Regions from separate parts of the Mus musculus genome. Here regions 2, 3 and 4 are each linked to region 1. Evidence: chromatin loops called from intact Hi-C (ENCODE). Cell type or tissue: left cerebral cortex. All regions are shown on one strand. Links, peaks and the distances in the headings refer to the core of each region. The heading gives the core; the rest is flanking DNA. Region 1 has its middle 22 kb from the start of Agk. Region 2 overlaps Tmem178b (transmembrane protein 178B). Region 3 overlaps Tmem178b (transmembrane protein 178B). Region 4 overlaps Tmem178b (transmembrane protein 178B).

Region 1 (8,098 bases), core at 1,437-6,436:
TAGGAGAGCAGGCCAGGAGAGGGCTCCAGAGCTTGCAAGCCCAGTAAGGGTCCCAGGGATAACTCTAAGGGCTTTGAGGAGGTATTTTTAGTATATTGTGCAGCATACCAAGATCACACCTGCTGTTATATGGTGAATAGATACTATGGAGGCAAATGCGAGTAGAGATCACTATGAGGCTATTTCCAGTGAACTCCCCTGAGGGGAAACACAATGTCTATGTCGCTATTGTAGCACTAAACATAGGGAGAAACTGAATAGAGAGGAAATATCAGAGACTGCTTTTTCTTTTTCCAAGTTTTTATTCTGTGTGCATGGGTGTTTTGCCTGCATGATTGTATTTGGTACCCATGGAAACCAGTAAGGGAATCAGATACCTGGAACTGGAGTTAAAGATGGTGGTGGTCTGACATGTGGGTGCTGGGAATTGAACCCCGATCCTCTGGAAGAACAGCCAGTGCTCTTAACCACTGAGCTATCCCTCTAGTCCCAAGAGATAGTTTTAGAACAGTGTAGGAGACATGTGAGAAGATGCCTTATATAAGACATTCACATCCAAGTCCAAGTGAAAATACACACAGCATAGCAGGGGGCCTAGGGATATTTGAGAGACTCATCTGACCTTAGGGTTAATCTATAAGTCAGCACATAAGGCCAAAGCATAAACATTTAGAAAAGGTCTGTGGAAAGCCCTGGAAGTCTGTATCATGGTCTCCAGAGACTCAAACACAAGAAGTTAACTTGCTTTTCTCCTTGTTTTTGTGGCCATTGAAACCACACATTCCCCTCTCCAACACCATCATCTATAGAATAAGGGAAAACAGAGTCTGATTTCTGGACATGGAGAAGTGAGTGTGAAAAAAGTAAGATCTGGTTTCTTTGCTAAGTGGGCTGCATTGAACCAGTTTGCCTAACATGGCTTTACAGTATAGGCTATTGGTAATTGGTTCTTAAATACGGGGATTGCTATGGTCTCCCGAGTGAGAGTGTGGTAAGATGAGGACTGTATCTCTCCACCCTGTTGCCCTAAGAAACCACAGATGTGTGGCTAACAGTAGGAACTTCCGTTGAAGTGCTATAGGCTAGAAGGCAAAGCCAAGGCTTCCAGCAGGGCCACACCCCTTCAAGCTTTCTTGGCCTTTCTCAGTTTGTAGAAACATGACTTCAGTGTCTGCTTCCTCGTGACAAGGCATCTTCTCCTCACATGTGTGTGTCTGGGTGTGCTGCTCTTACTTTGTGAGTTGTGGTCGCTTATGAGGAGTGAGAAATGTCCCCCATGGGCTCAGCTTGGACCCCTGTTGGTAGTGTTGTTTGGGTAGTTAGTCTATTTTTATCAGTTTTATATTTACCATAATATAAGGCAAAAATATACTGAGAACACCTATCTATCAACTCACCAGTTCCCCCATTGGTAACTTCTTGCATCAGTTTGTTGTAATTGTCTGCCAGGGTTGACATACTTTTGTTGCCCAAAGCCCATAGTTTACAGCAGGGCTCGTTCTTTGCGTTGTAGTTGCCATGGGTTTTGGTAAATCTGTAACATACAGAATAGTTCACTGCCCTAGAAACCCCCTGTCTTTCACTTATCTCCTCTTCTTTCACTGATCATCTTACCATACTGTCTCCATAGTCTTCTTTTTTCAGAATGTCAAATAGAATCATGCAAAATGGAGCCTTTTCAGATTGACTACTTCATTTAGAATACCCATTTAATATTCCCCTTGCCTCTTTATTGCTAGCTCGATAAAGAAAAAGAAAAACAGTCTCTGGTGTTACTTCAATGTGTGCATGCATTCATACATGCCAGTTTGCATGTATGTGTGACTGTGTTTGTATGTGTGCGTGCATGCATGTATATGCATGTATGGGCATGTGCATGTGTGCATGCACAATGCATTGCATATGTGTGTGTATGCATACATGCATGTCTACATGTTCATGTGTGTGTGCATATGTGTGCATGTATGCATGCATACATGCGTGTGTGTGTGTGTGTGTGTGTGTGTATTTGCACATATGTGTCTAAGCACCTGTGGAGGCCAGAGGTGGATGGTGGATCCTTGGATCCTTTCTATCACTCTCCATCTTCCTTTCTGAGTCAGCATTTCTCACTGCACCGGGAACTCACTGACTCATCAACGATAGCTGGCCATCAAGCTCCAGATAGTCTCCTGTCTCTACATCTTCAGCACTAGAATTGGAGGTGCACACCAACATGCTCAGTTTTTTTACATGGGTGCTTGGGACCCAAAGTTAGGTCTCATGCTTGCATGGTGCGCTGGCTAGTTTTATGTCAATTTGACACAAGCTACAGTCATCTGAGAAGAGGGAAACATGATGGAGAAATGCCTCCATAAGATCACATTATAGGCAAGCCTGTGGAGCATTTTCTTAATTAATGATTGTTGTGTGTGTGTTGGGGGGGGGGCGTATTCCAGCCCATTTCAGGTGATGCCATCCCTGGGCTGATGGTTCTGGGTCCTATAAGAAAGCAGGTTGAGGTAACCATGATGAACAGGGCAGTAAGCAACATCCCTCCATGGTCTCACCCTCGGCTCCTGCCTCCAGGTTCCTGCCCTGCTTGAGTTCCTGTCCTGACTTCCTTTGATGATGAACTGTGATGTTGAAGCATAGCCATTTCTTCCCAAGTTGATTTCATCATGGTGTTCTATCACAGCAACAGCAACCCCAACTGAAACACATGACAAGCACTGACGAAGCCACCTCCTCAACTCCCATTCATTTCATTTTGTTGCTGATTAACATTCCAATTTAGAAATGCATTCACAAAAGATTTTGCTTGGAAAAAATAACCAAAGACTCTATTGCCTTAGAATTAGATTAAAAGAAATGTCCAAGAACTGTGTCAGAGATAAAACTAGGGTAAAGGGGAACCTTGGTGTGAAGGAATGGACAGAGACAGCACAAGGCTTCTTGAAGATAGTGTATATTGGTAGAAGATGGATTGTGGATGCAGATAGTGAGTATTGGTAGAAGATAGATTGTAGATGCAGATAGTGTGTATTGGTAGAAGATGAATCATGGATACAGATAGAGTGTATGGACAAACGATGGATCATGGATGCAGATAGAGCGTATTGATAGAGGGTGGATTGTGGATACAGATAGTGTGTATTGGTAGAGAGTTGACTGTGGTTACAAATAGTGTGTATTTATAGACGGTGGATTATGGATGCAGATAGTATGCATTTGTAGAAGATAGATTGTGGATTGGCCATGAATACAAGAGTCACAACATTCTCCTAATGTCTTCTTATTGAAGCACAGGCCAGCTGCCTGTTTCCCAAGTACAGGGCCTGAGCACACCCCCTACTCCATGATATCTGAGCTTCCTACTAATCAGAGGTTAAGAAAAATAATAATAATTAAAGTCCTGTATCTCTTGACTGTATGGACGCCACAAAATTCCATCCTGCAGATACCCACATAAGTGAGTGAAGAAGAAAAGCTAGGTCCCCATATTCAGGGAATGAGGGAAACGGATGAGTGGGCAGAATAATGGGTCACAGATCTTGTAAAGAAGTTGGAGCTGCTGCTGCAAAGCTCAAGCTATGTTTAACTAGGTGCTGAGCTCTTGTAGAAGGACTGTTTGCATCAGACTCAATCCAAACCTTTCCCCAAGATCTCCTGCAACAAAACTAGACTGGTGCTGGTTAACACAGGAAAATACTTGGGCAGTCTGTCCTCTAGTCATCTACTACTGCCGGATCTTTAGCGCCACCTCGTGATATGCTTCTCAATCGGGCTGCTTCACAGAGGGAACCCAAATGTCTTGGTTTAAAGCTGCAAGGATTAAAGCTTTCCTCTTAAGGTGCAAGATAAGAGACTCTGTGGTAATGAACAAATCGAGAGCTTTAGGATTAATGTCAGAGAATTTGAAGTCACACAACTTAATCTCAGCAATTACACGCACAATTAGCAGCAGGATTTTATATGTGTACAAATCGTTGTGGAATTTTGGACATGAGCAATTTTGGACAGCGAGGCCAAGATCAAACGTTCAATCTATGCAAAGGCAATGAAGAGCCGAGAAGTCGGAAAGAGAATCTGACCCAGAATATAAGCCTTCATGAAATGGCCAAGGCCAAATGTCCAGTAAATTAGACAGGAGCCCCAACTTCGTGAAGTGTCTTTGGCTTTTTGGCAGTACTACTTCAGAGAAGCCCTTTCCCTTGCAGAGTTGTTGGGCTTTGCCAAAATGGCTTTGATAGTCTAAGGATGGGTCAGTCAGCTTTATTCTAGTCTGAATCCAGAAACTGTTCTTCCGAAGGTTTGGGTCACTGTCCTTCAGACAGTTCCTATAATGTGAAGGGAAGTTTATTATACTTGTTAAGCATACATAAAATATCTATAATGGTGACTCTTGTCTTCTTTATTTCCTGCAGAAGTTTATCTCCACTTCTATATCTTTTTTTGAAAAAATTTTTTAAATTTTTATCTGATGTGAATGCTTGTGTGCTGAAGGCATGTATGCATGCATGCAGGATCCCTCAGAGGTCAGAGTGGCAGATGATTGTGAGCTCTATATGGGTGCTGGGATCTGGACCTGGGTCCTCTGCAAGAGCAGTAAGTGTTCTTAACTGCTGAGACATCTCTCTGGCCCCCCCATATATTTTTAATTTTGGTGAGTGATTGCTAGTGGATTATAATTATGTTAATTGTACTATTAATAAAGGATATTCAAAATCTACTTTAACAAACATCTGGCTTGGAATTAAAAGGGGGAACTTGTATTTATTTGGCTACAGATGCAGACTAGGTGATTTGACATCTACTGATTTGTTTAATTGGAATGTTATGTTTATACCGATGAAGAAACAGACTCAGGAATTTTAAATGGCACCCTCAGGGTTGTACATTAAAGGAAGAAGCTGAAAATTAAATCTATGTTTCCTGTCTTAAAGTCTAGTAGTATTTTTATTGTACTGCATCAGTCCAATACAGTCAATGTGTCTGTATTACTCTCAATTTTAACAGTACATAGAACACTATATACTGTACCAGACTTCCTTTTGCAAATTCACCATGCTCACCTGCATAGCAGACTTACACTGAGTTCTAAAAGAAAGCATGGATTTAGTCTCATGGTCCTCAAGCTCATGAAATTATTGCTGTTGCTGCTGGTGGTGGTAGTTATGCTGCTGCAATTACTGGTGTGTGTGTGTGTGTGTGTGTGTGTGTGTGTGTGTGTGTGTGTGTGCTAACTTTCCTCTGAAATAGTCCTCTATAAAAAAAAAAAATACTGCAAAGAATGCTGGCCTACAAGGTAGTGTGCTGGAGTCTTACTGGAGAGGTGCAGACTCTGAAAGGTGGAGTGTTAATTGAACAAACATACAATCTTCTGAAGTAAGACTTCCACACACTTGCCAAAATAGTTCTGTGGGCTCTGAGGCTTTGTTGCTGGACTAAGCAGCCTTGAACTGGACAATTCAAGATGCTTACAATGAGATTTGGAAGGAATGGTACCTAAGAGTGTGTGAGAGCACAGCAGACTTGTCAGTTGTGTTTCCCTGTGTCATCCACCCTAAGCCAGTGGAGTCAGTGCTCTGTCATTGGAATATGGCTTAAATCTTGGTACCACAGCTTAGTGGTGGTGTGGTGGGGAACTCTTTCAGAGGCAGGGCTAAAATCAAGGTAATTAAGTATGTGTTTCTACCCTCATAAATATATTAATGCTGCCTTTCAGGAATGAGTTAAATTTCTGCAAGGAGTGAATTAGTTCCCATGGAATCAAGTTGTTTAAAAGGGAGCCTAGCACCTCAGCATCACCTTGCTTCCTTGCTCACACACATGCCTTTTCTGCCAGGAACTCTTTTCTCTTCCATTTCTCTGCCATGTTGTGATTCAGCCACAGGGGCCTATCACAAGATGCTGGTGCTATTAGTAAGAAATTGTTTGGACTTTAGTGCTACCAGAACCAGCATGAGCTCAGTAAAGGTGTGTGTGTGTGTGTGTGTGTGTGTGTGTGTATCTGTATGTCTGTGTGTCTCTGTGTAGTTATCTGTGTATGAGTAGGTATGTGTGTGTGTATGTAGATGTGTGTGTGTGTGTGTGTGTGTGTGTATGTAGGTGTGTGTGTGTGTCTGTAGGTAGGTGTGTGTGTATATGTAGATGTGTGTGTGTAGGTGTGTGTGTGTATGTATGTATGTAGGTGTGTGTGTGTCTGTGTCTGTAGGTAGGTGTGTGTGTATATGTAGATGTGTGTGTGTGTAGGTGTGTGTGTATGTAGATGTGTGTGTGTAGGTGTGTGTGTGTGTCTGTGTGTGTAGGTAGGTGTGTGTGTGTATCTGTGTGTGTATACAGGCTAGTGGTAGTGCTGAGTACTGAACCCAAGGCATTGTGCTCACATGCTTTTCATCAGGAATAGATGACAGCCTATGATGCTTTGATTAACATTCCAGTCCTAAGCCTGGCATAGGAAACACAGGTGGGGGTGGGGAGGGGATGAACAACAATTCATAATCACTTCAAAATTAGAAGATATAGATGACTTACTGAACATGAAGAGCATCTCTGAATAGTGCATTGTTAGGCTCACTCAGTGGTAAAATTCTGGGTGCTTTTATTCTTATATCAAGAACTAGACAACAATAGTCGCTCTTACCAATTCTACTTAATATTGTCATGGTGAGATAGAGAAGTGAAAATAGATACGTGCATTAAGATTATAAGTGGTAGATGTGCCTCAGTAAGGAGAGATTCTGTAAGGGTAAGGGCACAGCTGGGATAGTGACTGGGCTCCCTCTGTGTCACCCTTACAGGACAAGGACACAGAGGGAGGCCAGTTACTATCCCAGCTGACTCCATTTTGTCCCTCTTGCATGATCTCTGTCTGAGTCACTTCTCCTCAGCTATCTCAGGTTCCTGCAACTGTGAAGCTTGTAGAGTAGACAGATCCTCTTATAATGAGAATGGAATTGGTCCCTCTGGCATCTGCAGACAAAAGACACCAACAGGGCCTCATGGGATCGGAGGAAATAATGAGTGAGTGAGCAATATGATCACAGAGTCTTGACTAGGCATAATTTTGTTTCCCTTGTTGTATTTTCTCTATAGAATCCTCTAAGTCTTCTCAGTGACTCCAGGGCAGGGCTTAGGAAGCCGGTCCCTCCAGGATGGGGCTTAGGAAGCCGGTCCATCCAGGATGGGGCTTAGGAAGCTGGTCCCTCCAGGATGGGGCTTAGGAAGCCAGTCCCTCCAGGATGGGGCTTAGGAAGCCAGTCCCTCCAGGATGGGGCTTAGGAAGCCAGTCCCTCCAGGATGGGGCTTAGGAAGCTGGTCCCTCCTTCCCTCCCAGTGTGGCCATGCTGAGGAACTTTCTTTCTCACTGTAGTACCGCTGGGCTCTAAGACTACATGTGGCTAAAGCTCATCTTCTGGGACTCTAACATCAGGCTTCTTTTCTGTCCCCAGTATCACTCTCACGCAAATGACTTGATTGTATACACAGAGAATTCACCCAACAACAAAAATGTTGTAAATTCTAATTCAGCTTAGTAATATTATAGGGCCCAAAGTGAATATAAAAATGTTTTTTTATATTCTAGCAACAAGAAACTAGAAATTGAAAACAAAAATAACACCATTTATAATATTTCTAAAAGTAAAGAACAGAGATAGACTTAATATAGGACCTAAACACTTTAACATTGCTGATATTAATTAAATGACACATAAATAAAGGCATTAATATCATGTTTGGTGATGTAATTTTGAATGGCTAGTGTCTTAGTTAGGGTTTTACTGCTGTGAACAGACACCATGACCAAGGCAAGTCTTATAAAAAACAACATTTAATTGGGACTGGCTTACAGGTTCAGAGGTTCAGTCCATTATCATCAAAGAGGGAGCATGGCAGTGTGCAGGCAGGCATGGCACAGGAGGAGCTGAGAGTTCTATGTCTTCATCCAAAGGCTGCTAGTGGAAGACTGAATTCCGGGCAACTAGGGTGAGGATCTTATACCAACACCCATTCCAACAAGGCCACACCTTCAGATGGTGCCATTCCCTGGTCCAAGGATATACAAACTATCACAGCTAGATACCTTTTTTTTTTTTTTTTTTTCCTGAAACAGGGC
Region 2 (8,098 bases), core at 961-5,960, 240 kb before region 1:
TGTGCCAGAGCATTGCTGCAGGGGACATCTTTGTTCGTCTTTGATGGTCAGAGCCTTCTCTTTCTACAATGGACAGTTGAATGTTCACCAATCAAACCCCATTTCAAAGATACTAAGATGGTCCTTTATAGAAATATGTTCCCTGACAAATCTTTTGAGTAAGATTACTATTTTGAAGTAATCAATGACTCTTTGTCTGTTTTGATTGCATGAATACTCCCTGAGGGACTCTGGATATTGTCTTATATGTGGAGTATGCAGACTCATGGAAGCAGGCCAGTGTGAAGAGGCAGATGTTATGATGAAAGGCTACACAGGGAGGTCAGAAGTGGCCTTGTGGACATTTAGTAAACTTTATGGAGACAAGTAAGACTTAGGGCTTTGATTTGTGGGTAGGAAAGACAGTGGGTGCAAGTCTTCAGGCAGTGGCCCTGGGAATATTGTCATGAATCTTTAGTAGTTGCATGCCTTGAGCAAGGGGATATTATGATTAAAAAAAAAAAGCTGGATGACCCAACACATGCTTATTAAGTATGCACGGAAATATTCGTCGTTAACCAATTACATTGATTTTTAATGCAAAAATCTGTACTATGTAATCTTAAACACCTTATAATATGCTTGGAAAGACAAGGTAGGAAGATAGGGTGATTCAGGTAAGAGAAGAAATGGGCTGGAAAGAAGAAACCGACTCTTTAGGCTAACAATATATAATAAGATAGAACTAAAACACCACAGTTGTTCTTAGGTTTAAGGGACCAATCAACAGACTGAGAGTTTGGAACATCTAAGAACTTCCTTGACTTCCACCTCATAGAATTTGGCAGTGTTAAATGACTTCCTCCAAACAAACACAAGCAATTTCAAGCTTCAGGATGAAGGCTGGGTAGCCAGGGCATGTCAAAGGGGCCTTGGCACCTGGTTGGCACACAATTCTGAGTGTGACACTCTGGAAGGCACTTTAAAAGACCTCGGGACCTCTCAAGAGGCATGACCAGGGAAGTGCAGAATCTGAAAAATATGTGGGACAAAGAACTGTTCATCCACTGAGATCGCTCAAGTGCTGTGAAGCATGGGTACTGGGAAGTATGTTGGGGATTTAAATGCTTGATGTCCTTGTAGAAACATAATGAACAATCCAGTGAGCCCAGAGAATTTGGGAACAGTCACATAGCTGGAAAGGGCTGGAAATTGGACACCAACAAGAGGCCGGATGAGGGATGGACCCTGTCCAAGTTTCATTTCTGTTGCTGTGATGAATTACCCTGACAAGAAGCAACGTAGGAGAGAAAGGGTTTGGTTTATAGTTCCAGGTTTATAGTCCATCATATAAAGAGAGTCACAGTAGCAGGAGCCTGAAGTAGCTACTCATATCCATAATCATTAGCAGAGAGAAATGGATGCATGCAAGCTTATTTGCTTGCTTGTGCTTAGCTCAGTTTTTCTATTCTCACCCAGTTTAGGACTGCCTGCTTAGGACTTGGTGCTACCTACTGTGGATGGCGTCTTCCATATCAATTAACATAATCAAGACAACTCCACACTGGGCAGCTCAATGTAGAAAATACCTGATTGAGACTGTCTTCCCTGTGCTTCTAGGCTATGTTAAGTATATTAAAGCCAACCATCACAGGCCCTCAAGAAGGAAAACTCTTTATGACTTCTAGACTGAGAGTGATCCAAAATGTTAACTTCCTCATCTATATAACAGACTTTGATGAGAATGAAATAAAACCAGATGCAAGTAAACTTATGGGCATGTCATGGTCTTGTAGATTGTGATAACATCACTGTAGGCTGGGCTCCTGCCTCAGCACAGTCTGGTCCGAGAATATCTAAAGTGTGAGTATCTCAGAACTGTTCCTTGACAGCTAAAGTTTCCTCTGCCCTCTCCCATCCTAGGAATTCTAGGAAGCTCCCATCTAAGTGCAAGGCCACTTGTCTGTTGTGAGGCATGTTGAACATGGCTGGTGAAGAAATTTCCCTTGGTCCAAACCAAAGAGAGGGGAAAGCAAAGCAGGAGGAGAATTGGAAACAGTAGCCTAGAACCCTTCATTCTGTGATCGTATCTTTCAGGTGGCTTCCGGCTTTCTTCTTTATGAGGATGCTCAATAATAGTGGGGTGGTAATGGGTTGAACTGTATTTTTTAAAACTGGTGTCACTCGTGGGAGGAGTGGCTAGCTGTTGTCTGTCAGAATTTGAAGGCCTGTGCAAACTTAGAACTTGGGAAACAATGTGAGATTCCTTTTCTGACCGAAAGGCTGCTATAGATTGTAAACGGGAGCCTACGGAGTATACCTTAGAATACCATGGGGAGTCAAGAGAGAACTGGCCACTTTCCTCCTGTGTAGACGGAAATGCCCACAAAGGCAGTGTCTGACAAGCTCTAGGGAAGGGGAGGCTGCACTGAGCCTCACTGCAGTACTGCATTGTTAGTGTACCCACAATCCATCTCCCAGCTGAAAATCTCCCAGGCTGCTTCTGAGGAAGCCAGCTGTGAGTAAGTAGTATGGTGTCTCTTCCTGAATAGCCATTTCTGAAGCCTCTGGGGCCTTCCCATGCAACCTTGATGGCTTTGCTCTCATCTCTCATCTGATTCCTTTCTTGGATGCTCAAAGCCAAAACCTTCAGATAGACTCCATGCTCACTTAGGTCAGGCCCTGACCTAATGCCCAAGGCCCTCGGTTGTATGTAGCAGAGACTCAACTTGGGAGAACTTGGTTTTCACAAGCTCATCTCAGGAGGCGGGGCTGGGGCCTGCTCACCACTTTGCCATAGTCTTTCCATCCTAGGGGCTAGGTTCTGATTACCAATAACCCTCCTTCCTTTTACATCCTTGCCTGCATTCAGAGGAGACAGTGCTGGTTGGCCTTTCAGATGTGTGCTGTCTGTTTGTAAGGGACAAGAGGAGAAAGGGTTCCCCAGCCCACATGGGAGAGGTCAATACCCTTCTAAGAACAAGGAAGGCAAGCAATGGATGCCAGCATTCCAGCTTGGAGCTGGTCTCTGTCTGTTGCTCCATTAATACTGTGGACTCCCTACTGGCTCAGGCCAGTAATTAAAGCATGACTTTGTTTCATTAATGAGTTGAAAGAAACAAGCTGGGCTCTTGCTGACACAAACAGGTCAGGGGCAGCCTGTGCCCCTGGGCATCACAGTGCTCCATTTCCTAGGCGGGTTTTCCTGAGCCAAGAGTCTCTTTCCCCCAGTCATGCACTCAAAGGGCACTTCTTTCTTTCAGGCCCTGGGGGTCTGGATGGGACCTGGATTTTGCATTGGCACACCAGTCCCTTGGGCCTCAGGTGACTCACAGTTTGTCAGCTGGCTGTCCTGGGGCAAAGTACGTCCAGCTTGGTGCTTTCTGCTCTCCTGCCCAGCAGTCTCATCTCCCCTCCCCACCCGCCCAACCTCCCTTCAGACTGCACATCTTGAAAAGGAACAGTTAAATGTACAAAGTGAACTATTTCAGGGCATGGAGGAGTGAATGCTTTTGCTTAGGGAAGCACAATCTTTTGATGATGGAGCCCCTGTTTTGTTCGCTCTCCACCTTCTCCCAGGAAAAGGAAAGGGATACTGCAGTTTGTCAAAGCTCTGTGTATGGCTCCCTCACACACACACACACACACACACACACCCCACCAGATTCAAGGTGCACTGTTACTGCAGGAGCCTGTGATAACTCCAGCTATTAGTATTACTTTATTTTAAGTCTCGGGTTTAAAATAGCTGCAGGGCTGCACCTGGAATAAAAATGAATTAAAAAGAAAATCACGGAGTGGAATTTAAATAGCGCCTCAGGGACAGGCTTGTTCTTCTGATGCCATCAGTTAGACCCACAGGTTCTCTCGCTTCCTGAAAGCCTTGCAGAGTGCCACTCACGTGAGCAGACATGTGTTTTGCCATCTTTTCTTCTCCAGGGCTTAAAAATATCTTAGGGAAGGAATACTTGTCGATCTTCTCTAATCGTCATTTATCAAGTCTCTGGTTGAATATGGAGCAGCTAACAAGCCCCAGCTACCTTCAAGGGGCCCAGAACTGCAATGCTTGATGGCGGACCACAAAGTGTAGTGGGGTGTGGTCCCCATGCCCAAGAGCACAAATGCCGTCCCCCCACCCCCCGAGATGTAATGGATCCCATGATGGCTTCCATGACCGCTGTGTGCTTGGGAATGACTCTGGAGTTGAGGCTTCGACAATGGGTCTGAATTCTTCAGCAGGTAAAGGGATCGTAGTGCTCATGGCAAAGGAAACTGCGCATGCACAAATTCAGGCATGCTGAATGAGAGCGTGAGATAGTCATAGAAAATGGAGTGGGGAAACCTGGTGGGGGTAAATCAAGAGTAGAGTTGGGTATGCATGGCATTGTCTCAGAGTTTAGTAGGTGAAAACACACAGGATGTTAGGGTTTAGGGCAGTGGGACGGGCTTTGCTTTCTTAGAATGACCCCTTTGCTGGTGGAATAGAAACTGCATTGGAAGAGGCTTAGCGTTGATAAGGGGACCCGTTTGTTTGTGATGACGGCAATGCTGGGGAGGCGGGGGCGGCTGGGTGTGAAGAACTATCAGAAGAGTCCTTTAAGCTGGATTTAGTGGCATACATCTACCACGCCAACACTGTGAAGGCAGAAAAGGCTGAATTGTGAGTTCAAGGCCAGTCTGAGTGACAGAGCAAGACCTTATCATAAGGAAAATGGAGGTATTTAGAAGTACAAGAAAACATGGGACATGGTGGTCGACTCGGGTAGAGTGGCCAGAGAAACACCAGAACATTCAAAGGAGACTGTTTGGTATCTTAAAAGTAACCCCCTAGGTGTGCTAATTGTGAGGCCCTTTCAGCCTTACCCTTAAACTGAATAATTTTAAAAGTTCCGCCATGGATGGGAGGCTCGGATGGCTTTGGTTGACGAGAGCATGGCAAGGAAGGAGCTGCGATCTCATTCAACCGCGAAGAGCAAATTGTAGAATTAAACAACTTGTCTGTAGTGCTCGGGGGCTCTACTTTTTTATCCACTTTGCCCATTACTTTCACCCCCACATTCCTGAAGGTAAAAGACAACTCCTAAGATGCAATGCCTGATAAATCTGGAAGAGAGGAGAATAATTAGGGAATTTGTTAATTATTACCCCATTAGCAATTCTGTTACAGAGTCCAAATGGTAGTTTACAACACCAATTTAGGCCTTATCGGATAAGAGGTATTGACTCAGTATGAGTCCCTGGAGAGACATGCTAGTGAAATTCAAACTTACTTGTGAATGTAAACCCAAAGGCATATAGAATTGTAATCAAGGCATAGCCTAGTATGTGAAGTCAGTGTAAGTTTGACAATGTGGGAAGAGTAGACAGCAGATTTTCAGACCATCTCAGAGTTTGTTCTTCCTCCCACCTGCACAGAGATGAAGAAGGACATAAAACATCACTCTCTCTCTCTCTTTTTAAATTTAGTTTATGTATATGGGTATACTGTCAATGTCTTCAGACACATCAGAAGAGGGCATCAGATCCCATTATAGATGGTTGTGAGCCACCATGTGGTTGCTGGGAATTGAACTCAGGATCTCTGGAAGAGCAGCTGGTGTTCCTAACGGCTGAGCCATCTAATAACAGCCCCAAATAACATCATTCTAATTACAGGTGTGGAGTATTGCACACTTGGATGGCACCTGACCCTGTGGTATGTATACTCCAAGAATGAGCTCATCCAACCCTTACAGTTTACAAGGGAGGGGCTGTCAGTGTGCTTGTTTTGTTACTAAGGAACATGGAGCCTAACTGGTCACCAAACTGGTTCAAGGATGACAACTGGGCATGGGCAGAGTTGGCATGACCCAAGATCCAGGCTTGGGCTTAGTTCATTCCTGAGTGCCTTGGCCATTAGCTGGTTAACAGCAAGAGGCAGATAATACTTTGACCATACCTCCCAGGTGCTCCTCAGCTATAAAAGTAAACCAATCGACTCCTCTTGTTGTGTGCTTTTTTTTGCCCCTGTCTTCACCATTTCAGACAATGTGCTCTAGGCAGGGTGAGATCTGGCTGCTTGGCCCTTTGCCATACACCAGTGGTATATGGAACTCGCAATTCAGATTTCCCTCTCTAAGTTTCCCACCCTGATTCTTGTAGTGAGGGGGTGCACTTTCTCTTGGATACATTCTACATTGCTATTTGTTTTTCTTCTGGCTGACATATGTGTGTGTGTGTGTGTGTGTGTGTGTGTGTGTGTGTGTGTGTATGTGTGTATGTATGCATATTAGAATGGGAAATTAAATCCCATTACAGATGGTGGTGAGCCACCATGTGGTTGCTGGGAATTGAATTCAGGATCTTTAGAAAAGTAGCCAGTGTTCTTAATTGCTGAGCCACCATCTCCAGTCCACGTACTTTTGTTTAAACCTTCTGCTTTTGGCATGTCATATAGTAAAGATAATTGTCTGAGAGATTTCTATTTCTTTCCAGAAAATTTTCTGTGGGGCCCTAATGATATTAACACTGGAAAATATCTAAGACCAGGTGCTGGAGAGATGGCTTAGTAGTTAAGAGCATTGGGTGCTCTTGCAGAAGACCTGGGTTCAATTCCCATACCTACATGGCAGCTCACAAAACCATCTATAACTCTAGTTCTAAGATATCCAACACCTTCTTCTGGCTTCTGCAGAAATGCATGTGATGTGCACACATACATATAGGAAAACACTCAAACACATAAAAATAAATCTTTCTTGTTTTAAGGAAAGAAAACATATAGAGATCCTTGTCTTGAGCATGGGCGAGCTTATTGCGAGTGTCCCTAAACCACCCCATGTGTTAAACCAAGAGGGGGCTAATGGCAGGAATTGAAAAAAATGGTTATTGAAAACAAAAAGGCAGTTATTGACTTACTGAAGACAAAACAATGGCTGTGCAGGAGAACTGCTATGGTGAGCTGGATCCACATTCATTCAGCTACACTGCATAAGGCTCTCACTGCTCTTGCTGCCGCTCCTAGGCTGGGTGACCTGGGCATTGGGTCAGGCAGTTTTCCATGGGTAATCTTCACAGTGAAGGAGCCAGTTACAGTAAAGAAGCAACTCCTCCCAGGTGGTTGCACTCACTGTTGGTCGTCAGCATGCCAGATGATGTGGGAGTTTGATCATCTCTAGAGCTGGAGATGTTCAGTTTCCTTGTAGTCTTCTGACACTGCGCAGCCTTTAAACTTACATTATTAAGATGGGTGTTATGGGTGTCTATAATCCTAGCACCCTGGAGGCTAAGGAGGATCTTGAATTTATGGCAAACCTGGGCTACATATGTCTAGACCAACCTAGGCTATGTGAGGAGACCCTGTTTCAAAACTCAAAGACCAAAATTCCAAACCAAACTTCTTAAATCAGTGTTTTTTAGCTTTATTATTTTTCAAATCACCACTTTATTGCCATTATTGTTAGCTGTTTCTTTTTAAACTGGCTTAAATGTATAGGTTTTAAGAGTCAGGAGAGAATGCTTCATTTGGTTTTCTGGAGTTTGGTTGATGAAATTGTTATTTTCTTCCCAGGGCTTTCTGAAGCTGCAAGACTGTCTCCTCCTAACATTGTTATTTGTCTTGTAGACTCCTAATTTCCTTAACTCATTTTCAGGAAGGAGCCCTTTCTCTCCTGTGATGATTTTAGCCACCCTTCTTGAGACCTTTCTGATCCCATTATCTTTACCAAGAACTGAGCTCAAAAGAGGCATTCATCATAGCATACCACAGTCTTATTCCAATGGTTTCTTAGGGTAGAACGAGACAAGTCTTAGTATGGGGTCAGTGAGCCTCGTTAGATAGGAGAATGTCTACTATTTGAGTTTGGGATGAAGGATGACTCAGAACGGCCATTGACTAGAAGTATCATGATGGCCCAGGATTCTATCAAGGGTGTCAAGGGTGATTTGGGCTGTGTGATTAGCTATATAGAGAGACTTGGTTGGGAGCAAAGTAGGATGGGAATAGTTTAGAGGGCTGTCTAAGGTCAATGAAGAAGGATGGATCACATTAGAGGTAAGAAGGAGTCTTATTTTTAGGGTTATCTGATTTCCTTATTTGACCTTGAATGTTGTTCTCTGAACTGGCCCCATACCATTTACC
Region 3 (8,098 bases), core at 1,461-6,460, 250 kb before region 1:
TAGACCATGAAATTTATAAAATACTTAATTTTAAATAAATATTAAATCCCAACTCTTCAAAAACTTTTACACCTAAATGGTACCACATTGAGGTAGCCCTACAGATGTAACTTCATTCTTAGGAGAGACTTTCTATTGAACAATTACAAAAGTCTTGTAGATACTAAGCTTAAAACATTTAATAAAAGATCATATAAGCTTTATGGGAAGAAAGCTTTTGGATTTATTAAACTTAAAAGAAGGCCATTTTGTAATAAGATAAATGCTAACCCTAGCTCAGCCTTAGCCGTTGAAAAGAATTATGAATTCTCAAATCTAGTATATTCTTGATTTTACAACGAAACCCATATTTAATGATCCCATTGCTTGTAGTGATAAGTGGATGGAACAAATCTATTTTTAAAAATAACTATTTTGCTTATGACATGGAGTTGTGTTTTATTTGTCAGGGCTAGAGACCAAGCCTAGGGCTGTGCCCACACTAGGCATATGTTCTACCGCTCAAGCACAGCTCCAGCGCAAATGGCACACGTTTCAAACGTTTAATCTTTATGCCTTGTTTCAAAGGGGGAGGTGTTTTAATTACTTCACCCGTTGCTTTCACAAAATCCCTGAGGAAGGAAGGAGTTGCTTGGGCTCACAGTTGAAGAAGATGGGAAGCCTCTCGGCAGGGAAAGCAAGGCGCAGCAGTGATGCAGTGGAGTGCCCAGCATCAGCAGCACAGTCAAGAAGCAGAGAGAAGGTCCCAGTGCTCAGCTCACTTTCTCCTTTCTTTTTTTTTTTTCCATTTTTTATTAGGTATTTAGATCATTTACATTTCCAATGCTATACCAAAAGTCCCCCATACCCACCCACCCCCACTCCCCTACCCACCCACTCCCTCTCTTTGGCCCTGGCGTTCCCCTGTACTGGGGCATATAAAGTTTGCGTGTCCAATGGGCCTCTCTTTCCAGTGATGGCCGACTAGGCCATCTTTTGATACATATGCAGCTAGAGTCAAGAGCTCCGGGGTACTGGTTAGTTCATAATGTTGTTCCATCTATAGGGTTGCAGATCCCTTTAGCTCCTTGGCTACTTTCTCTAGCTCCTCCATTGGGAGCCCTGTGATCCATCCATTAGCTGACTGTGAGCATCCACTTCTGTGTTTGCTAGGCCCCGGATAGGGGACTAATATCCAACATATATAAAGAACTCAAGAAGGTGGACTTCAGAAAATCAAATAACCCCATTAAAAATGGGGCTCAGACCTGAACAAAGAATTCTCACCTGAGGAATACCGAATGGCAGAGAAGCACCTGAAAAAATGTTCAACATCCTTAATCATCAGGGAAATGCAAATCAAAACAACCCTGAGATTCCACCTCACACCAGTCAGAATGGCTAAGATCAAAAATTCAGGAGACAGCAGATGCTGGCGTGGATGTGGAGAAAGAGGAACGCTCCTCCATTGTTGGTGGGATTGCAAGCTTGTACAACCACTCTGGAAATCAGTCTGGCGGTTCCTCAGAAAATTGGACATAGTACTACCGGAGGATCCAGCAATACCTCTCCTGGGCATATATCCAGAAGATGCCCCAACTGGTAAGAAGGACACATGCTCCACTATGTTCATAGCAGCCTTATTTATAATAGGCAGAAGCTGGAAAGAACCCAGATGCCCCTCAACAGAGGAATGGATACAGAAAATGTGGTACATCTACACAATGGAGTACTACTCAGCTATTAAAAAGAATGAATTTATGAAATTCCTAGCCAAATGGATGGACCTGGAGGGCATCATCCTGAGTGAGGTAACACATTCACAAAGGAACTCACACAATATGCACTCACTGATAAGTGGATATTAGCCCCAAACCTAGGATACCCAAGATATAAGATACAATTTGCTAAACACATGAAACTCAAGAAGAATGAAGACTGAAGTGTGGACACTATGCCCCTCCTTAGAATTGGGAACAAAACACCCATGGAAGGAGTTACTGAGACAAAGTTTGGAGCTGAGATGAAAGGATGGACCATGTAGAGACTGCCATATCCAGGGATCCACCCCATAATCAGCATCCAAACGCTGACACCATTGCATACACTAGCAAGATTTTATTGAAAGGACCCAGATGTAGCTGTCTCTTGTGACACTATGCCGGGGTCTCCTTTCTATTCTAATATTCCTGCCCTAGGGCAGGGGCTGTCCACACTCATTGTGGGGCTCAATGAGCTCAATCTACAAATGCCTTCACAAACATGCCCAGAACTTGTCTCCTCCTAGGCGATTCTAGAACCTGTCAAGTTGGCAATCAGTGTCAACCGTTCTAGGAGGGGAGGCAAGGTTATGTTTGGTCTTGTTAGGCCACAGTCCTGCTTTTCCCTGCGGCTGTAAACTGGGCAGCACCACAGGTTCGGGCTCTTGATTGCGTCCTAATGCCCTGCTGGAATTCTAGGTGAGTGTTAAGACTTAACAGGTAGAAGTCAGAGCCATTGTTTGCAGGGAAAGTGGCAGATGGTGTGTTGGTAGAACTTCTGGTGGTGGGAAATAGGTCAGCCTAGACAGAGACCTATGGATGGATATGGATGGAAATCCCAAGCACAGGCATGGCCAGTCATACAGGGCTCTGCAGCTAATACATTAGGATGTGGGGTGGGGGTGGCACATCTCAAACTGAAAAAGTGCCTGGGAGCCGGGAATGAATGTGATTGCCATCATGACTTTCATAGTGAGGGGAGCTCCTGACCTGTCCTAGGCTCTCTGCCAGGTTCTCCAATTCCTACCATACCCAGAGCAGACACGAGTGCTGGAGATGCAGGCTCAGTGTACAACCTGCCTTTCTACTCTTCTCTCTTCTGTCAACCTAACAGCAGAAATGGCCTGTTTTGAGCGGCAACCTTCACAGAATTTTAGCCCTTTAAACCTGGAAGAAACCGCAGTAGGCTTTTAGCCTCTGATTCCAACTTAAGGTATTGTTGTCTTTAGTCTCACATGCTGCAGAAGCTGGAGGAGAGCCTTAGAGACTTAGGCTGCGGGAACCTCAAGGGAGCTAGCTCCGAGTGCATCCATTTCCCTCCCCTACTGTACAGACAAAGGAACCATACCCAGCACAGGGGTCGTCCAAGGAGAGAGGGTAGTAATACCCAAACTGGAATCAGTTTGCAAGCCAAAGGCTGTTTTGTACCGACACCAGAGCTTCAAGCCACCTTAAAAACACACACGCAGAGAAAAACAAACAGTCTCACCTAGTGAATCCATTGGATTTGCATACTTCTCTTGGGGTTCAGCAAATGCCCACATGCTCGGCTCTGGTTTTAAGTAGATACTGTAGAGAAATCACATCAGGTGCTCTCTTTCTCCCTCTGCTGGCTCTTGGTGCTGATTTTCTGAAACCGACACAGACATTTGGGCAAAGAAATGACTTCAAATAAAATGGAGGCATGCATGTGATTGCTTTAGAAATACTAGAGGAATCTATAGCTTTTTCTTCAAGAAGCAAAAATCAATCCAATGGGGGGGAAACATCTCTCCCTGTCTCTCTTGGTTTCTCTTGACTACACACAATGGCAAAGCAAAAAAAAAAAAAAAAAAGGAAAACTTGAAAAAAAAAGTTGACAGCATTTCTATGATTCAGCTAGCAATTTGCTGCGGTATCCAGGGAGACAGCTTCTCACATACATTAGCATAATGTGAAATGGCAGCTAGAACTGGAATTTACTGTCTAAGCAACTCAGCCTGAATAGCCGTGGACGACAATGCAATTTAAAGGAAATCCAAATATTAGGCTTAAGTGACTGATATAGCCCTGAAACTTCTTCATTTTCAGCATATGTGGTCCAGTGTGTTCCCTCCATCCTATTTGGCATTCTTGGGCAGTTGTTTGGGATGCAAGGTTAACAAAGAAAGATGTGTGGCTAGTTCAGATCTAATACAGCATCCAGCCAGCATCGGTTCACACTGCTCATTGCCACCTAAATACATTTTTCTTTCTTCATGATTTTTTTGGGGGGGGGATTTTCTGTTTTCATTGATATTCAAATGCTGATGTTTGTTCTTCCTGTCCCCCCCCCCCCCCCGCCGCCCTCTTTTTGACTTAAGAATGTATCTCTTGGCTTTCTAGTTATTGGTAACATGGAACCGCTGCAAATAGTAGGGGAAAGGGAGTGCGCTTTCTCTCTCTCTCTCTCTCTCTCTCTCTCTCTCTCTCTCTCTCTCTCTCTCTCTGTGTGTGTGTGTGTGTGTGTGTGTGTGTGTGTGTGTGTGTGTTTAGAGGGGGCTGATGATCCTGGGGAAGAATGTCCTCAAAGGAACACAATTCCAGAAGAACCTGGACACTATCACGGCCTTCTTACTGACCTTTGGCTCCTCTTTTCCCTTGTCCTCCTGTCTGCATAATGCTATTCCTGGGATTGAGGTTCAGGCTAAGTAGAATGGGACTATCACGTTGTTCAGGCAAGTGAGACCCATGGACATACTAGCAGTTTCCCAGGAACAATCTCCCACGTGATAGCCCATGATAGCCCTTCTTCACTACTACCCTGTGATTATGCAAGGCTTAAAAACACCTGAGTGACCTGGAGGCAGGGCCTTCCCTGTGTTACCTTTAGAGGTGGAAGGATATTAAAAGGCTGGGGTGAGAGAAGTTCCATCTGAATACATTCATTTGTAGTGCCAGCTGTTGTGACACCACTAAGACGAGTGGGTGTAGGGTAATGTTTAGGCTTTAGGGCTCACCTGTGATGGCAGGACATGAGCCAAGGATGTGGTAATTCAGGGTCCTGGACACTTAGTGCATAATGGAGACCATCAGCAGGGTCTCTCAGTGGCTTCTGTAGTGCGAGAGGAACAGACCCCAGACAGCAGCAGCAAGATCAAGCCTCCCCAGGAATCACTATTATTTTCCATAATTCCCTTGAAAGGCTCACAGCATGACTTAAGTCTAATATACTCATGGTTTTAGTTTATTACAGCTGAAGAATATAGAAAAAACTCTCTCCAGGTGTGAGATACATCGAGAAGAGCTCAGGAGATTCTAAATTTGGAGCCTCTAGGAGCCTTTAGTTTCTTCCCTTTTGGAGGAATAGAAAGCCACCCTGTCACAGCATCAGTATACCATGACATACATAGAGAGTAATGCCAATGAGAGAGGCCTGCATGTCCCTTGGTATCTTTTTTTCCCTTTTGTGTCAGGAGGGGGACTCTGTCCTATAGGCAAGCGTTATCCTAGTCTCTAGCCCTTTTAGAGCTTGATCTGACAGGACAATATCTAAAGTTCCGACTCTAAATCAATGGGTATGACCCAAGGTCCTCAGAATGCAGAGGCATTCCCATGAAGGGTCTCCTTCTTGGGCATAGATGTGTCCTCTCATCCTGGGAGAGGTTGATTCTTTATCATACAGCTTCTCTCTGATTGTCTGTGTCTTTCTTCTTTGAGACTCCTTTGCCAACTGCAGACATCTTCAGTTAAGCTGAGGTGTTCTGGAGCTGTGTGTGAGACAGTTGGTTATGGCGGAGGTGAGAGAACCACAATGGGGGAGGTGGGGGGAAAAGCTGTAGTTGGCAAAGGAAGGGGGCCTTCTGTGAGGAAGTACACTTGAGGATTGTGGATGAATGGAGCAGGAGGCATGAAAGCCAGTAGGTTTATGGGTAAATGAAGTACTATTTTAGGTTGTGATTTTATCCTTTCATTTTGTCTGTCACGTGGGTGTTAAATCAAGGATAAATATCTCTTAACCTTCAAGACTGGAGCTGGTTTTGCCAAAAAGGCAGGGTATGTTAGATTAGAAATAACTTCCTCTGAAGCTAATAAAGTTTTTTTTTCTTTTGCATACATTCATTTAGGCATTAGAGTTATCAAAGGACACGGGATGAAGTGGATTATGTTTTTGAACATATCAATAGTAATGGTTATTATAATCTTAAATAATAGACTGCTGTCTGTAGAGTCCTTCTCTGTGACAGGCAGTCTTGAATTATTCACCACCATCATCACATTTAATTGTATGAATATCACTAATGGGGTTGGTACTCTTAGCTGAACTCTATACATCGAAAGATTTTAGCTTTAGATCAGGCCAACAAAACCCCAAAGGATTGCAGATAGCAAAACCAGGATTCACACCTAGGCCTCCCTGACTTCAGTATCTTTTCAAATCTGCTTCCAGTCACCATGATGGACACAATGGTAAGCCTGAACCTCTGATATGTTATTTGGATATTTCCTTTGTTATTTAAAAGATGACTTTAAAAAGTTGTCCTTGGCTTCAGCCAGCATCTTCAAGGCACAGTCCTTGAAGTAGGCAACCTGTTGATGTCCTGACGTGAAGGAAGCATCAAGCTAAGAGCCAAGCTCATATGCAGAGCTGCTTGGAGCAGTTACAGAGCCCATAGCTGGGCCTTCTGTGCCTCAGGCTTTGCTGGCACTCCCACTACACTCTAGCTTTGGCATTTGGGATATCCTTATATTTAATTCATGGTGTATTGCTGACTGGATCAAGCTTCTCCATGGGGCCTGCTCATGCTCTGAGCCCCTATTTCCCACCCTGTAATTGGGAATGAAAGAGGTGCCAGACTGACTACCATCTCCCCCTCAGATCTAGCCAGCTTCCAGACTTAGCAACTACTTTAGCAAGGATTCTCCACATTCACCCTGAAAACCAACGCTGTCCCGTATAAGGAAGTACAATGCATTTACCCCATTTCTATCCAGTCTCCCAAGCTTCTCTGTTTATACGGAGCTGCAGAATTAAATGGCTTGTCTTTCTCATTTGTGACCAATGTGAAACACAGCAACTGACTAGACATTTATGGCATTCCTAGACAGATTCCTTTAGATATAGATGACTTTATGCCTTTTGCTTAGTGTGGGCTGGGGCTTGACGTTCTGTGAATCATGTAGCCTTAGAGTCTACGGGAGTAAAGACGTCAAGAAGCCCTTGCTTCAGCCTCCTCTATCTGTAGGAACAGCTTGGGCAGCGCCTGCTTCTAGCCCAGATACACTCACATCAGCCCATAGATCCAGGAACACCAGATTCAACTCCTATGCTCTGGTTGTTAGGATACAGGCTTAGAAAGAAGATCCAAGAGATTTTTTTTCTCTCTTGAGCCTAAAGACTCATGTAGTGTGGCAACAGTACCACTTATCCATCTTTTAACATCACTGTTGTTTGTCAAGTGTCCTCAGGAATTGCTCTGCTACTCTGAACAATTTTTTGGGTTGAGATTGTTGCCAAACTCAGTTGAAGTTTCATTTCTAGTCAAAATAAGGGATTTTTTCAAAAACACTGCACGATTCAAGTTGAAGCTTAATCAAAACGGTGCAAATGAGGATAAATTCTCTTGACAAGCCTTCTAGAAACCAAAGCCAGAGCTCTTGTTGCCTGTGATTCTGATGCCACCATGTCCTTGGTAAGAATGTCTCTTGTCAGAACAGAAGGTTCTGGAGCTGGGGAGCTGGGGAGATGGTTCAGTGGTCAGAGCACCGACTGCTAACAGTGGACCTGTGTTCAATTCACTGCACCCCTGTGACAGCTACAAGTGGAGTTACAAGTGTCTGTACCTCCAGTTCCAGTGAATATATTGTACTCTTCTGGCCTCTACAAGCACTGCATGCAGGGCCTTCATAGACATGAAAAACACCTATGCACATAAAATCATTTATAAAGACGGAAAAGGTACCATGTGTTGGCTTCTCAGCCTTGTCAACCATGCAAGCTGAGCTTCCCTGGACTGCCCTTTAGTCCCCAGCCCCATGTCTCCTTGAGGCTCCTGGTTCTTCCAGGCATTTTTGCTATACTATCTTCTACATGGTGGATATCTGTTCCAGCCACCAGGTAGCCACACCACAGGAGTCTTTGTTCCCTAAGGCTCTGGTATGGATTGAACATGAAATGTAGCCCACAGGCTCAGATTTTTAATGCTCGGGATCCTGTGAGTGGTATTATTTTGGGATGCTTTAAGAGGACCTAGCAGGAACAATTAGGCCACTGAGGGGAGGGGAGGGGGAGGGAGGGAAGGGGAGAGAAGAGGAAGGGAGGGGAAAGTCTTTATGAGTATATTATCCATGGCTTCTGGCTGTCTCAATTCCTGCTTTCTGACCTTCCATGATACAAACCA
Region 4 (8,098 bases), core at 2,013-7,012, 68 kb before region 1:
TCGGGGGGGGGGGGGAGTAAGAGGGAGAGAGGGGGGAGGGGAAGAGAGTGAGAAAAGAAATTTAGATATGAACATTGAATGCTAGTAAAAGCTTGTTTAGTGGTTGAACCAAGGTGCAGAACAGTTAAGATAATTCTGTAGAGAATACAGAAGTTAGAATATCTGAAGCCTATCACTGTAGATAAGTGGTTGGGAGGAGCAGGAGCATCAAGCAAGAGGACTTGGGACATCTATTCAAATAGTATATAAATCCCTAAATGCATTTTAACTTTTCTCTCCGTCACTGTGTAATTGAGAAAAATGAGCTCAAAGTAAGATTTTGAAAAGGCCCCTGAGTCAAACTGTGTAACTCTTGTCAACATTTGTCCTAAGGCTGGTCCCTTTTTGTATTCCCGGTGAAGCCCACTGATAAGTCACACTTCACCGGACCCAGTGTTGACCCGTGACCCCTCAAGAGATGGTGACCCATAGGGATTCAAAGACAAATTCTTTTCCAAGAAAGTCAGTGGAGTTTAGGGTCCCTGATTTGGAAATAAGCACAGAATCTAGTGCCCTGAGTATAGTTCCCCTGGTTTCTGTTGAGAGCAGTTGCTCTGGGTTGGCATTTACCCTGGGCTGAGGCCACAGAGAATGAACTTGCTGACAGATAGAAACAGCCGCTGCAGTTCCTGCCTGCCCTCAAGAACCATTTTCCTCCCGCCTCACTAAAGGCTTTCCATTTCTAATATTATACCTTACATATAGAAAGCAATTTTAACTTCTCTAAGCTTTTTCACATGTATTATTATCGCTCTTCAAAATAATCCTGCGGAGAAGGTATTATTCTGATGCAGAATTTCTGAAAAACTAAAAAAAATGCTTCCTGAAACCCAAGGTACCAATTGAATCACAAGTAGGTATAGTTCAGGCATGGGTGTGTGAGTTCCTGCATGCACAACACACACACAGAGAGAGAGAGAGAGAGAGAGAGAGAGAGAGAGGAGAGAGGAGAGAGAGGAGAGAGGAGAGAGAGAAGAGAGGAGAGAGAGGAGAGAGAGGAGAGAGAGGAGAGAGAGGAGAGAGAGGAGAGAGAAGAGAGAGAGGAGAGAGAAGAGAGAGAGGAGAGAGAAGAGAGAGAGGAGAGAGAGGAGAGAGAGGAGAGAGGAGAGAGGAGAGAGGAGAGAGGAGAGAGAAGAGAGGAGAGAGAAGAGAGGAGAGAGGAGAGAAACTCCAACAGATGGAGATTCACAAACACCTCTGCAATAAAATCATGGTTTAAGTGGCATTCCAGAGACTAGGTGGATCAGGTACATATCCATTTCATTTTCCTCTTAAGTTTCAAGATCTACATTAAAAAAGTAAAATATAGAAATATATGAAATGAAAACTCCATAGGTTGAAACCCCCTTGTGTATAATCCAGGACACACCTCCACTACCTGGCCCTCGAAAACCTCAATCCAGCTGGACACAAACTAAACCCAGAGGCAGCTTCTAGGTGGTTGTTGAGTTGCCTGTTTGAGATAGTGGAAGCTTTTGGGGTTCAGAAGAACTGTGGGTTATCTTGTGTAAGGTGCACTGGAGGAAAAGCCCCTTAGGATGTAACTTCAGGGACTCTGGGTAGCAGATGGAAAGGTCTGAATCCTGGCAACGACCCTTCGACCTTGGCCATTTCTCATTGTAAGGAAATGCTCAGCTCATCCCTCTACCTTTGATCACCCCGCTAGATGTTTTCACAAGTGCTTAAAGGGTGACTTTAGTGTAAGTGCCACCAGGGCCAGCGAGTTTGTAACAGCATCTATGTATTTGGGCAGGTATGAGCACAGGCAACACAGGTGAGAGGGGGTTACAAGGAACTCAGCACTCCAACCAGTGATCCTTTCAAATGGGTACATTTTGTGTCTGTCCTAGCTATGGGATGGCCATCAAGTCTAGAAACAGGCATTTTTGGTGCACGCACATGTGTGTGAGTGTGTGTGTGTGTGTGTGTGTGTGTGTGTGTGTGTGCAGAGGCAGTCTGGATGGGCCAGTTATACAAACAAAATATTTTTTCAAAGCCACGTGGGACCTGGAGAAACAGATTAGCAGTTAAAAGTGCTTACTGCCCCTGCAGATTATCTAGGTTCGGTTCCCAGCACCCATGTGGCAGCCCACAAACACCTATAATTTCAGTTACAGAAAATCTGATTTGCAATTTGGGCTCTGCCAGTCCCAGCACACATGGTATATACGTGCATACATGCAGGAAAAAAACATGTATATACATCAAATAAAAATTTTTAGCCAGGTAGTGATGGCACACACCTTTAATCCCAGTCCTTGGGAGGCAGAGGCAGGTGGATTTCTGAGTTCGAGGACAGCCTGGTCTACAGAGTGAGTTCCAGGACAGCCAGGACTCCACAGAGAAACCCTGTCTCGAAAAACAAAACAAAACAAAACAAAAAATCAAAACAAGTGGCCAACTCTATTCTCTCTAGAATTGATGCCAGTCTATGAATGACCCAGTTATTATAGCTGCTTGACTTGGAATGCTGCACTACTGTAGCATAAACATGCTGGGATACAGAACAGCCTTGTAATATAAAGATATAGCCTCGGGAATAAAAAGAGAAATCCTGTCCTGGGTGTTTCTGGGTTCTGCTCCTGGCAGTGTCTCAGCCTGGACGATTTTCACGGCTTGCAGAAGAGGCAACGCAGGTCTCCTCTCCTTGCCGCACGCTCCCTTCCCAAACACGTCCAACATCTCTTGCCTCATCCCAGCAAGTCCCAAAGGCACCTTTGATGTAAAACCCTGTGACCTGCCTGTTGATGGCTGATGATGCAATGGTGTATAATTCAACCGTAATTTATATTCCTTGCAGGTCTGAGCATAGCTATAAAAGTGTTCTCGAGAGCTGAATGCTGCTGGGGCGTTTAATCTCAGGCAAGGAGGGATCCAGTGTTCCTCAGCTTCCCGGAATGAATGCTCAGTGCTGGAGGAGGGATCCTCCCTCCCCCCCCCCTTTGCTGATTTGCACCTCTAAAGTTTTAAAGATCAAATGGGGACTGAGGGGTGATCTTAGGGAACAGGCTGCCTCTCAGGCACCCCATCCTGCATGCCTACAAGGGCATTTCTGCAGCAGCAGAGGCCTTCTCCCTCACAGGAACAAGGGAAACAGGCCAGGGCTGGGGACACAAAGACGTCATCCCTCATTCCTGGGAGCAGAAAAATGTCACACAGATGGATCTTTAGCTCTAGAAAGCTGGAGAAATTACATGCCAGTGAGGTTTTGGGCACATCTTGGTCACACAAGAAATAGATATTTGGGGAAATGCCTGTGTACACAATATGTAACTGATCTGGATTCTTGTAAGAACCCTGGGCCTCGGTTTCCTAGGAGATGGCTTCTTGAATTAGTAAGAGCATTCCTGTTGCCTAGCCCAAGGCCTACATTTTGATGCTATTTCTCCACAGGGTCCATTGCTGTGGCATTACTGCCATGGCTTCTCTGAGCATCCTTAAGGGGTGTGGGACCACATGTGATCCCCTCCCTTTGCTCTGTAGGCTAACAGCAGCTAACACAGAGGCGACACCATTTTGTTGGCCTTATGCACCTACAATTCATGTTCAGAAGTGGCCTGAGTGAGGAGTTAACACTATGGTTGTGCCTGCCAGCTTGAAAAATGTTATATCATGCTTACTGACCATGGTCTTATCCCGCGGTACCGGGATGAGATGGAAGTATTATTGGGCTGCTGGCTAAGTGCTCTTGGTAACATTTCAGGGCAACAAAAGAGATACCTGTTCCAAAACAATGCAGTCTCCAGATGGGAATTTCTTAACATTGGCAACACATTCCACAGATCTGTGTTTCCGTGTTGTCCTGACTGAGGCATGGTACTTCCATGATGCAGTCACTACGGTCTGCCTCTTGCCTCCAGAGTAGATAACACTACCCTGAAAATTTCAGTAGAAAGTGTGGCTAGTCAGTCTGCTTAGGGCTTCTTGGTGTTGGTACAGAAAGTCTCACACCCTAGGTACTCCATCCTATAACTCCTAGGACATCTGGGACAGTTGGCCACACTGGAAATGTTGGCACCATTTTTCTATGGACTGGGTTTTTTTTTTTTAAAGATTTATTTATTATTATACATTTTACGGGTGTTTGTGAGCCACCACGTGGTTGCTGGGATTTGAACTCAGGACCTTTGGGAGAGCAGTCAGTAGTGCTCTTACCCGCTGAGCCATTTCGCCAGCCCCTGAACTGGGATTCTTGACTGGATTAAAAGCCAGATGGACACCAGTATCTTTCTCCCCCTCCCCCTTCTTGACTAAGACTATAGTAAGCCTAGCTGCCTTATATACCTTCTACCATGCCTACCCTGCTATGATGAACTGGGTGTCAAAACTATAAGCCCAAGTAAAACCTACCTTCCTTAGGTTGTTTTTGCCAGACATCCTTCTATAGCAACGAGGAATGTTAACTAATGCAGCTTCATATTGATTTTGTAGTCAGCAATAGGCCAGGTGCATGACACTGAAGCTAAAAGATCAGACTGAAACTGAGAAATTCCTTTCTCCTGTTCCCATACACTTTCGTGGTATTCTTGCAGCTACTATTGCATAATGATGCATTTCTCCAGATGTGCGTACGCTGTAAAGTGAAACGTATAACTTCCTCAAACTGAGTGCTTATTTGACTCATGATTCAGGAGGCTGCCAAGTCCAAAACTGTGGCACCAGCCTTTGGTGAGGCCTCCCTTTTCTGCATCACAGCAGGGTGGAAGACATCATCTGGCCAGAGCAAAGCTGCTTATTCAACTTACTTTTCCTCTTTCTTTTTAAAAATTGTTTTTAGACATTTTATATCTGTGTGTAGGAGGATTTTGCCTGCTTTCTATGTCTGTGCACCAAGTATTTGCAGTTCCCACAGCGACCACAAGAGGGCACCAGATCTGGGACTGGAGTTACAGAAAGTTCTGAGCTGCCGTGGATGCTGGATGCTGGGCATTGAACACCAGTCTGCTAGAAGAGTAACCAGGTGCTCTTAGCTGCTGCGCCATCTCTCCAGCCTCTTCTTTTCACGAGAACGCCACTTATCTGATTCTAATTACTCTTCCTGCAGCTCCACCTTTAAATATACTTACATACTAGTTTAGGGATTCCCTTTCCAGCAGTTGAGTTTTGGGTGAAAATGTGCGCACGATAGTGTAGGAGTAGCACTGAGCTCTCTGTTTTCCCAGAGGAACATGCCATGTTCCTGGGATGGGAGAGCTCAGTCATGTATTAGGGCAATTTCTGGCCAGAGAAGAGCAGTTTGTTGCCAGAGTGTGTGATGTAGTCCAAGAGGGAAAGCAGGAACCTGCAAGGTGAAAACAAGTGAAAGCTGACACACCTGGGAAGACTGCAGGAAATAGCTAGGAAAGCACACGAACATCTGGCTTCAGGGCAGCTTGGAAACCCAGAGGTATCTAAACAGGAGGAGGCTGTCAGCTAGCGAGAGAGAAAGCCCGATTCTAGATAAGGCAGCCAGAAACATTAACTGGAGATGGTAGTAATGGGAAGGAGGTGAAGGGGGAAACGGATTTGAAGTAAGAACAGGAGTTGGGAATTTGGGCAGGAAATTCTTCCAGAGGACTGATGTTCGATCCCCCAGCATCCACTTGGCAGCTCAGAACCTTCTGTAACTCCAGTCCTGGGAGATCTTGTGCCCTCTTCTGGCTGCTGTGGGAACTGCATATACTTGGTGCATAGACAAACACGCAGGCAACTCGCCCCCTCCCATATCCTCCTTTGCCCTTATTGGACTAAAGGGCATCATTTAGATCAACAGTTTTTGAACCCTGAACTAGATTGTCCTTTTGGTAGCCAGGCATTGACAGGGCTCAGAGACAGGAGCATGCAGCACAGGGTGGGTAGCTGCAAAGTGGCGTTAGATGTGTGCTTCCTGGAAGAACTCTGAGATAGACAAGAGAGGGAGTAGGCGCTGTGGGCGAGTCAGCCACGGTAGCACTCAGACATACCGCCAGTTGCTCTCCTGGGCTGTGGCTTCCTGCCTGCAGGTAGAGTTTACAAATAGGGGCATCAGACAGTATGGGTCTGCGGGTTGGCACCGTCTGCATGCCAGCAGGTCTTGTTAGTGTAAACTCTCAGCGTAGCTTCTTGGAATGGCACCATATCTGATTCTAACTGGACTCCTGAACTCTGAGCCCGGAGCAGCAAGAATCCTGGCACCAAGAGGCTAATTAGGTTTTATTTCTCATTCCTACCAGCTGGGACTGACTGGCTATGGCTGGCTGCCTAGAGACTGTGTTGAGAAGTCAGAGACTTCTTGCAGGGCCAGCAGGCAGGAGGGTTGAGACTGTGAGACATTTCTGCCAAATGTATGGGCTTGTCATTAATAGAGCAGCCATTGGACTTTGCTGTCTCAAGGATGGCCCATGCGGCGGCACACCTAAAGCATGTCGGTGGTCTTTAACTGGCGTTCGTCTTGGAATGCTTTCTCCCAGTGAAATTTGTCATGGAAACAGATCGAAGCAGAGCTCTTCTGCTCAAACAGAGGAGAAAGGTCTGGGTGTCTCTCACGCTTCTCCCCTCTTTCCTAGTGGCAGTTCTAAAAACATCTACACATGAAACTATTTGAAAACCATTAGAGCAGGTGCTACTTACATGAAGACAGGGACGAGATCTCTCTCTCTCTGTCTCTGTCTCTTTCTGTCTCTCTGGATGACATATGAATTGACAACCAGAAACTCAGGGCCATCTTGGGCAACAAATCCCATGCAAGGGCCCAATTGTGAAGCATGCTTCTCTAGTTTAAAATCACAGCACACTTTTTAGCATAGCTCAAATGTAGGACTGTGTGGTCAAAGCCAGACAATTACTCTGGTAGGTGAACAGAATCCACTTGGGATTCTCCTCATGGAGAAAAGAAGTCTAGGTTGCATTGCTAGATGCTGTTGAAGGTTTTTTAACAGGATAGACATAACATAATTTGGCTAGTTTTACGTTTTCATTGGTTCTTATATAGGGCAGAAGTAGAAGTCAAAATGCCAGTGGTCTATTATGGGAGTTGATATAACATGGAACCCAGGCTTGGGTGGTAGCATTGAGCACCTTACAGCTGAGAGGTGTATTGGGTATCTAGCACTTTGCTCTCTATTAGACATGAAGCCCCGGGACCAGGGTTCCTGACCAGGCTTGCCCCCTGCTTCCCCCGGAAACACTCCTCATCCAGTACCACCGTCTACATTGAAGTTGCTCTACCCACTCCACTCTGGGTGTTTACAATCCACTGGACCCTGCTACACCAAGTTCCCCAGAGAGGAAACATTTAGTCTCTGCTTCAGCTCTTTGATTTCTCAGAAGGAACCAAAGGCTCAGAACTGATGACAACAAGCCCAATTCCCTCAGTCCCCTGTCTGGTGTTATGTTTGCTTTATTCTTGGTTTTTCATTCATGCATGGCTTATATCTCCATTACATCATAAGTTGCTTTTTACTTTCATTTTAATTAAAGACCCTTTAGAGCAGGGGTCATATCTTATTCTCCCTTTTCTCTCATCAACATCTAGTACAGTAATTGGTCCAAACAAAAGACAAACAAATGTTGTTGATTGGCTGTTCTGGTTCTATGAAGCCCACTGCCCAGCAACTACCCCTACCCCACCCACCATGGCAAAGCCACTCCTTTCCCCAGGACTTGATGTTGCTTAGCAACCATGTAGACCCCATCCTCACCCTCTGCAGCTGCTGCCTGAATTTGTATTCGGCAGGCTACACTTGTAGGCACTAGGTATCAGCAGTGCAGAGAGAGCTCCACCCCAAAGGGAAGGGTGCATTGAGGGTGGGGACTTTGTCCTTCACTGTTTTGCTATAACCAATACTCGATTGCCATTGGAATCCCAATTGCCTTTCTTGACTCCCGGCTTGCCTCTCACTAAGTGCTCACAGGGAGTTGAAGGACAAAGTCTGCAGTATACTCTGTTTTTCCTTTAGAGTAAGTGGAATACAGACTCATTTCTGAGGTCTCCCATGTATGTCCTGGCATCTTTCTCCCACGGTGTGGATCTTCCCTCCCACAGCTTGTCTCCCAAAGTCCTTCATTTGTTTAGTGAAGAGGATGGTGAAGCCACTGAGGA

The links. Hi-C counts contacts between places; a loop is a spot of excess contacts. Peaks named below come from ENCODE experiments on the same cell type or tissue, not always from the same donor. Only the 100,000 strongest peaks of a DNase experiment are listed, where the experiment ranks them.
Region 2: a loop joins it to region 1, with 2.1 times the contacts of the local background. A loop is called at or near these places in 3 of 42 quality-filtered maps.
Region 3: a loop joins it to region 1, with 2.7 times the contacts of the local background. A loop is called at or near these places in 3 of 42 quality-filtered maps.
Region 4: it touches region 1 in a loop (4-fold over the local background); 13 of 42 quality-filtered maps call a loop at or near these places.

The regions. Positions count from the first base shown.
Region 1 is chr6:40,299,848-40,307,945 of GRCm38, forward strand. No RefSeq gene overlaps it. Among named protein-coding and RNA genes, the nearest start is that of Agk, 22 kb to the right of the region's middle. In left cerebral cortex, for the core only: a CTCF peak has its summit at 3,744 (motif pointing left); DNase peaks (open chromatin) are centred at 2,713 and 3,733.
Region 2 is chr6:40,058,437-40,066,534 of GRCm38, forward strand. The region is part of intron 2 of Tmem178b (transmembrane protein 178B); the gene reads left to right. Among named protein-coding and RNA genes, the nearest start is that of Tmem178b, 190 kb to the left of the region's middle. In left cerebral cortex, for the core only: no CTCF peak of the experiment used is centred there; a DNase peak (open chromatin) is centred at 3,857; H3K27ac peaks cover 456 bases.
Region 3 is chr6:40,046,394-40,054,491 of GRCm38, forward strand. All of the region lies in intron 2 of Tmem178b (transmembrane protein 178B), which reads left to right. Among named protein-coding and RNA genes, the nearest start is that of Tmem178b, 180 kb to the left of the region's middle. In left cerebral cortex, for the core only: a CTCF peak has its summit at 3,350 (motif pointing left); DNase peaks (open chromatin) are centred at 2,771, 3,343, 3,641, 5,509 and 1 more place; H3K27ac peaks cover 580 bases.
Region 4 is chr6:40,231,364-40,239,461 of GRCm38, forward strand. All of the region lies in intron 3 of Tmem178b (transmembrane protein 178B), which reads left to right. Among named protein-coding and RNA genes, the nearest start is that of Agk, 90 kb to the right of the region's middle. In left cerebral cortex, for the core only: CTCF peaks have their summits at 4,897 (motif pointing right) and 5,678 (motif pointing left); DNase peaks (open chromatin) are centred at 2,830, 3,250, 4,891, 5,698 and 1 more place; H3K27ac peaks cover 1,702 bases.